2 separate regions of the Mus musculus genome follow, and region 2 is linked to region 1. Evidence: chromatin contacts called from ENCODE Hi-C or POLR2A ChIA-PET data. All regions are on one chromosome and are shown on one strand. Each heading gives the region's core, a stretch centred on a gene start or an enhancer-like site at or near the end of the contact. The rest is flanking DNA. Distances are from core to core; before and after follow the strand shown.

Region 1 (3,401 bases), core at 635-3,134:
CAGCTGAGATATTGACTTCACAGCCCAGATGACTCTTTGTTGTGGGTGGTGTCCTGCCCATGGCTTGGTGCTTAGTACCTCTTACAAGATGTCAGCAACATTTCCCCAGTTGTGACAACCAAAATCATCTTTTGATTATGTCAAACAATACCCGAGTGTCAAAACCAACTTCATAGAGAAACTCTGTTCTCTATGTCAAGATAATCTATGAAGCTGGTCAAGTTTACAGATCTTTCTATTGCTCAACCAACAGCATTTCATGAATCCATGATCATACTCTTTATTGCTAAATTTCCTCCTAATTTTTTACTACCTATATATCTTGACTCAATTTCTCTTCCTTCCTCCTTCCCTCCCTCCCTCTCTAACACATTCAACTCCTCCTAGAATTTCCTTTCACTTCAGCTCTTTAAATAACAAACATTCCACATATCTATTTCCTCTCATTTCTACTCTGGTTGACCTTACCAAAATGCTTGCTTCAACTGTCAGAAATGTAAGTTAATGAATCCGAATCTCCATCATTAGCCCAGTGGTCTACTTAGTTTTAGATTAACACACTCAACAACCAACTAAGTTCAAGCCTTTGGGTAAACATTAGACACTTCAAAAACTCTACCTGATCAGAACAGACAAGTCTTGCCTCTAACCTAAAGTCCCCAACCCAAGAAGCACACATCTTTAGTCCCAGAAGCAGAGGCAGAGGCAGGCAGATTTCTGAATTCGAGGCCAGCCTGGTCTACAGAGTGAGTTCCAGGAAAGCCGGGGCAATACAGAAAAACCCTGTCTCGAAAAAAACCAAACCTAACCAAGCCCGGAAACAAAACAAAACAAAACAAAACAAAACAAAAAAGTCCTGGGCTTTGATAGTCCCGATAGAATTCTACTTGTAGAGGGCAGCAACTAGGGAGGCTGAGGAAATCCAAATCCAATGTTTTCCATTTCTTCTTCTTTTAAAATTTAAAAATACTCCCAGTTCTTGGGAGGCAGAGTCAGGTGGATCTCTGAGTCTCTGGAGTGAGTTCCAAGACAGCCAGGGCTACACAGAGAAACTCTGTCTCGAAAAACCAAAACCAAACCAAACCAAGCCAAAAAATCACCTTCACTAAATATGGAGAACATGAGTGAATATTATCGACGAGCTGATGTAGAAGGAGGTTATTAATGCTTGTTAAATACTTAATTGGTAATATAAGGTACTTTAAGTCGTCATATTTGACCTCACAAGATCATTTTGAAGCATATAAGGCTATCATGTTTTATAGAAGAGGAAACTGAGATTTATAAAGGTGTTAATAAGTCAGCTTGGGCACCCTCACTTTGCTTTCTGACCGGAAATCTGTCTGATTGACTGCAGAGCCCACTCTCTGTCCTTACATCCTTCTAGGGCACACAATAAAAACTGCAATCTTCTGGGTTTTGTGAGGCAATTAAGAAGTCATCTGCGATTGTATAGCTCCCAGGCTACCTAATAATACATTTGAAATGATTTTGAAAATTCACTTCACCAGTGAGATGAGATCTCTGTTTTGGGTATCATCTGCTGAGAAAGACACTAACCCGTGTTTTTTTGTTTTTTTATTTAAAGGCGCGACTAGTGCAATCAGTAAGCTGGAATAATTTTTAGTTTGAGAAAAAGCAACCAGTACGTAGGCGGAATTATGCTGAAGCACTGTTGAGCCCGAAATCACGGAAGAAAGTGAACCCAACCACCTTATTTTTAACTTAGTCCCACTGGGCCAACAGTTCGCCTAAGCCAGTGCAAAGAGGAAGGACTGGGACGCAGGGGGGCGGTCCCTGGCCCGCACATGCGCAGACATACTGCTGTGAGAGGGCGTGAGGGTCCGGAGCGCTCGCTTTCCGAACTGTCGTAAAAGGGCCCCGGTGTCGCGCTCGCGCAGTCGGGGAGGGCCGGCCCAGGCTGCGGCGGCGGCGACGGCGATGGTGGCGGGGCGCTGGTGCTGCGCGGCGTAAGGCACGCCGGCCGTTCAGGGTCGCGAGCGCGCGTGGGCCGCGATCGGGTGCTCGGAGCCGGGTCCAGCCGAGCCAGGCTCAGCCTCACGCTCCGCGGCGGCGGTGTTGACAGACGCCCTCCTGAGGAGAGCCGCCCGGCCCGCCTCAGCCTCACCCGGCCGAGCGCTGTTCCCCAGCCCCGCGCCAGCGAGTCCGGGACCTGGCCGCACGGGGCCTGCGGACTCGGGTGAGGGCGCCGGCGGAAGGGGGGGGGGTGCGGGGGAGGGGAGCGGCGCGGTGGCGCTTGCGCGCGGCGGGGGAGGGGCCGAGCAGGAGGGAGAAAGAGGAAGGGCCGCGGCGGCCGGCCCGGGTCGGCGACAGGGGAATGACCGCGGGTCCCGGACGGCGCGGAGTGGCTCATTGTGTCCGGGCAAGAGTCCGCCCGCGGACACACCCACGGCCTCTTGGGAGGGGGTGGGTGAGGGGATTGCGCCCCGGGGCCGCCGCTCGCCAGCGGGACTGGGGCTCAGGGCCGAGGAGTGGGGGTGACAATGGAGTGAGGAAGGTAACCCCGGCTGGAGCCGGGAGCCGCCCGGTGCGGGCGGGCACGCGCAGTCCGCGGAGCAGAAGACAGGCGCGTCTGATATTGTGTGGAGTTGGCTGGTTAGTCATTAAAAAAAGATGTTTTCTTTATCCTGCCTAGATAATTGATCGGAGTCAGCAGTGGTGCGGTGGAAATATCGGTTTTTGTTCTGGAGAAATAGAGGTTTGTCACCACACTTCTTAGATTATAGAGCTTTATAGATAATTTTAAAAAAAAAGTGTGACTTTTTAGCGTCCAAAAAAAACAACAACCAAAAACCAAAAAACCAGGAAGTTGTAGCTAGCGCCTTCACTTAATTTGCTCATGTCTGGGGTGACTCCATTGTATTGTTGAGAGCTTTCCTGTTCCTTGATTTATGTACAGAATGAGTTTAGAACTCCTGAGTAGCAGTGAGTGAGCCAGCTGACAGAGACCTCATTGTCAGAGTTCTGACAGCTCTTGAACCTGACTTGATCCAAACTTAGTTCCATTTGGCACTTTTATCTTTAATTTTCTTGTTTTGGGGACCTCTTTAACCAAAGAGAGCAAAATCAAAAAAAAGATGAACAGAGGTTCCTCATATCTTTACCATTTGTCTTTGCAATAGCTCTCACGTGACTTAATACAGATGTCCTTTCAAGAATTCTGATTTTACTTAGCTTTTGAGTCTACGTTAAAGAACCCAAACAAACCCCAAAACCTTCATGTGCGTATATACCAGTGTGTGGGGTCTGTACATGTGAGTGCAGGTGCCTCTGAGGCCGGAAGAGGACCTAGTACTCTGGAGTGGTAGTTAAAGGAGGTTTTGCACTGCCCTGTATAGGTGCTGAGTCCCGATTGGGTCCTCAGCCAGCATAGTAAGCAC
Region 2 (3,401 bases), core at 335-2,834, 39 kb before region 1:
GTACCTTTCCCCAGAATCAATAAAGAACTTTCTTATTTTCTGGTCATCTTCAGCCGAATCTGAAAGGCTGCAAGTTACTCAGAGCCTGCTAACAGTAACTTTCTTCCTTGACCCAAGAAGGCAGAGTGCCAGAGGGAAATAGCAAAGAATAGCACTATATAAACAGGGCGAGTGGTACAAGAGCAGAGCCAAGTTATAGAACCAAAATATATTTTAAAATATGTTCAGAACTCGTAACAACCTTTGCCTTTGGTTGGTTTCTTGTTTGGAGTATCAGTTGAAACAGTTAATTCAATATTATCTGGATCGCCTCCTTCCTCTTCAATAGCCTACATTAGAAAGAGAAGTTAATATGCTACACAAACTATCTAAACTTATTTTATAAAAACTTAATGAAAATATATTACCAAACCTCCAGCCTCAAAACATTAGAATTGCCAGTTATTTTACAAACCGACTTCACAAACGAGTAATTATGCTACACAGAAAGGGGTGGAGGGTGTCATTGAGTATCGAAATGTCCTGGAACTTGAAATTCCACCCAGTCGATGGTTCCATGTCACATATACTGAACAAGAACCTAAATATGTTCTATTACAGAAAGTTTGTAGCTACTTAAATAAGGAAGAGTTTTCCTAACGTATTGCGTACACTTGTTCCCGTCTCCGATTCCAAGGCTTCACGCGAATAAACCTGAAAGCTTAACAGGACTGAGAACGTGGATGATTACGCTGATGCAATCAGAAATTAAGAATTAAAAATAAATCAGTTAAAAGCCTAGTGGGGAAAAAAAAAGATGAATCTTCCCTTCTCATCCACTCATCAACTCCCACTACGGATTTCTCTGAACAGGGGTGAAGAAACGGTTGGACACAATTAAACGGTAACTTCGGCCAAGTCAGCAAACTAACCATCGCCTCGGAGCCCGAGAGATGCACGCGCTGCGCACCGCCCGTAGGCCGGGGTACCCAGCGCCGCCCAGGGTCTGCAGCTCCACCCTCCGCAGGCCGCAGAGCCGATGGAGAGGGCGTCCCAGGGGAGGCAGGGGGCGCGACCGGCGGCGGCTCGCGAGGCCGCTGGAAGGCCAGGCTCCTCGCGGAGGCGCGGGCCCCGCGCGCCGGGCACGCACAGGCACCACCCGGTCCGCCCCGACCGCGGAAGCGTAGCACCTAAACGGCGCGGCCTACGCTGCCCTGCGCGCAGCGTCCGGGCCTCACCTGCTTCAGCCGGGAGACCAGTACCGTCTTGACCCCGTTGATGTCCAAGTTGCGGCGCTTCAGCTCGGACCTGAGGTCGATAACCCGCAGCTCCGTGATCTTCTTCCCTTCCGCCGGCCCAGAGGCGGCCGAGGCTACCACGGCCCCGGCAGCGGCAGCCATTTTGGGAAAGCAACGCGCTGCCGAGGCAGCTAGTGGGCTGCAGGGCGGCGGCGGCGGCGGAGGAGGAGGCAGCGGCGGTGGAGGCGGTGGCCGCGGCAGCACCAACTTCCAACCCGGGCCCCGGGCGGCCAGCGGCGCCGCGCTACGCTGCGCACAATGAGCCACTGACCACGCCCCCCCACGGGGACCACGCCCCCGACTCTGCTCCAGCGCAACCTGCAGCGGCACCCGGATGACGGGTGCGCGTGCGCACTGAGCAGGCATGGAGGGGGCGGAGCTCGCAGCGGACCGGTGGCTCGGCCTCTGGCGTGGTCCCGGGAAAGTCTCCGCGTGTCCAACCGCTCAGCTGTCCTCGGTACCACGGTTCCCGCCTCTCCATTAGCCTCCTTCTCCTCTCATCTCTTACCTAGAGCCATCGCCACTTGAGAGGCACCCCATAGTAGGGAGAGTAGGTGCGTCTCTTCACCGAAATGAGGGGGCGTGTGCGCCAGCCTTCCCGGAAGAAGTACGGAATCATCGTGGAAAGGTGGTCGGGGTATACTAGTGAACTTAGGTCGGCGGGTTCCGCCCCGGAACGCCCAGCGAAACCTGAGGCCGAGAGCCCAGGGGACAGTGTCACGCTGTGACCCCCTGAAGCTTAGCCCCTCTTTGCCTGAAAACTACCAGGCAAACGTCCTCTCCTCGTTTGCCTCAGCTTGCCCATCCCCTCCGACGGGCCTGATGGCTCAATGAAATTGTTCACAAAAGGAGAATAACTTAAAAGTATATGTTGCCCTGATCCTATACAGTATCCTCTGCCCTGCGCCGCCAGCATTTGGTATGTCAAGGACAGGGGCCACTTTATGGAGAAATAGCCCGCATAGTATCTCTTAGTAATTTTAATATTATTAATCATCACAGCGTAAATATCTATAGAATTAACACAAAGTTGGACAAAGTTAGGAAACACAGGGAACTGAATTAACATTTACTGGTGGGTGATGTTTTGTAAAGGCAAGGGTATGTTTTGTAGAGCGAGGTATAGAGCGGTGGGAGGGACTGCCTCATCCGGCTGATGCTGAGGCATCCCCACCCCAGGTACCATCCATAAGACTGGTCTAGTATAGAATAGAGTTTATTTGGGGGTATGGCAAGGGGAGCTGAGAAGGGAGTAGAGGCAGAGAAAGGGAGAAGACAGAAGAGAAGAGCCCGGCCAAGAACACGTGGAGGGGGGAGGGGAGAGGAAGAAAGGAGTCAAAGGGGGGGGGGGGACATTCCCATCCAGGCCTACCTGGCTGTTGCTAGGTAAGTGTTGGGCGGAGCCTAGAAGGAATGCTAAGGTGCTAACAAAGGTGGGGTTGAGGTTGTTTTGTTTTACATCTTTCTCCAGTTTCCTGGTTATAAAACTTAAATTGGACTGGGCAGTGGTGGGACATGCCTATCAGCACTAAGGGGAGAGAGGCTTGTGGATCTCTGAGATACACTACACTCCAGCCTGGTATCTGCAGAGTGACCCAGGACAGCCAGGGCTACACAGAGAAATCCTACCTTTATAAATAAATAAATAAATAAATAAATAAATGTGAGGTGTGCCTTACTTTGGGTTGCTACACACAGAGGAATCCTACCTTTATAAATAAATAAATAAATAAATAAATAAATAGTAAGGGTGAGGTGTGCCTTACTTTGGGTTGCTCTTTCTGAATCATTGGTTCAAATGGAGGAAAACTGGACGTTATAAAATCATACCTGGCAGTCAGTCAGTTCAGCATTTCTTTATGACTTTTAAGGAATTCTGGGATATAACAACCCCTTTAATTCTTCCCAGCTGCTAAAAGAGATTAAGTGACTTATAAAATATGGCTTACACATATGGCTTGTGTGTGCCAGTGCTGTGCTAATAATCTTAGATCTTCTGATTCCAAGTTCCACTCTCTTATACCACAAATTAGTTTGTCACACTCACCAAATTTTAGAATTCAAAAGATTCTTGATCTTCCATACCAATTTCATCCCTCCATATCCCTTCACAATAAATGAAGA

Evidence for each region. A loop is a pair of places that touch in the nucleus more often than their neighbours do. ChIA-PET counts read pairs that join two places held with the same protein, here RNA polymerase II (POLR2A).
Region 2: a loop to region 1 is called in a map of left cerebral cortex, with 6 times the contacts of the local background. The contact joins the promoter of Sltm here to the promoter of Rnf111 in region 1. A Hi-C loop is called at or near these places in 15 of 37 maps with a recorded cell type or tissue (T-helper 17 cell, adrenal gland, gastrocnemius and 3 more). POLR2A ChIA-PET finds 5 or more read pairs at or near these places in 3 of 5 experiments (Patski and embryonic stem cell).

Annotation. Positions count from the first base shown.
Region 1 is chr9:70,502,258-70,505,658 of GRCm38, reverse strand. It overlaps Rnf111 (ring finger 111), which reads left to right and starts at 1,884. Exons shown (of 15, transcript NM_033604.3): 1 at 1,884-2,200; 2 at 2,657-2,719.
Region 2 is chr9:70,540,898-70,544,298 of GRCm38, reverse strand. Sltm (SAFB-like, transcription modulator) reads right to left here and starts at 1,584. Exons shown (of 21, transcript NM_025690.4): 1 at 1,218-1,584; 2 at 242-329. The coding sequence starts at 1,379.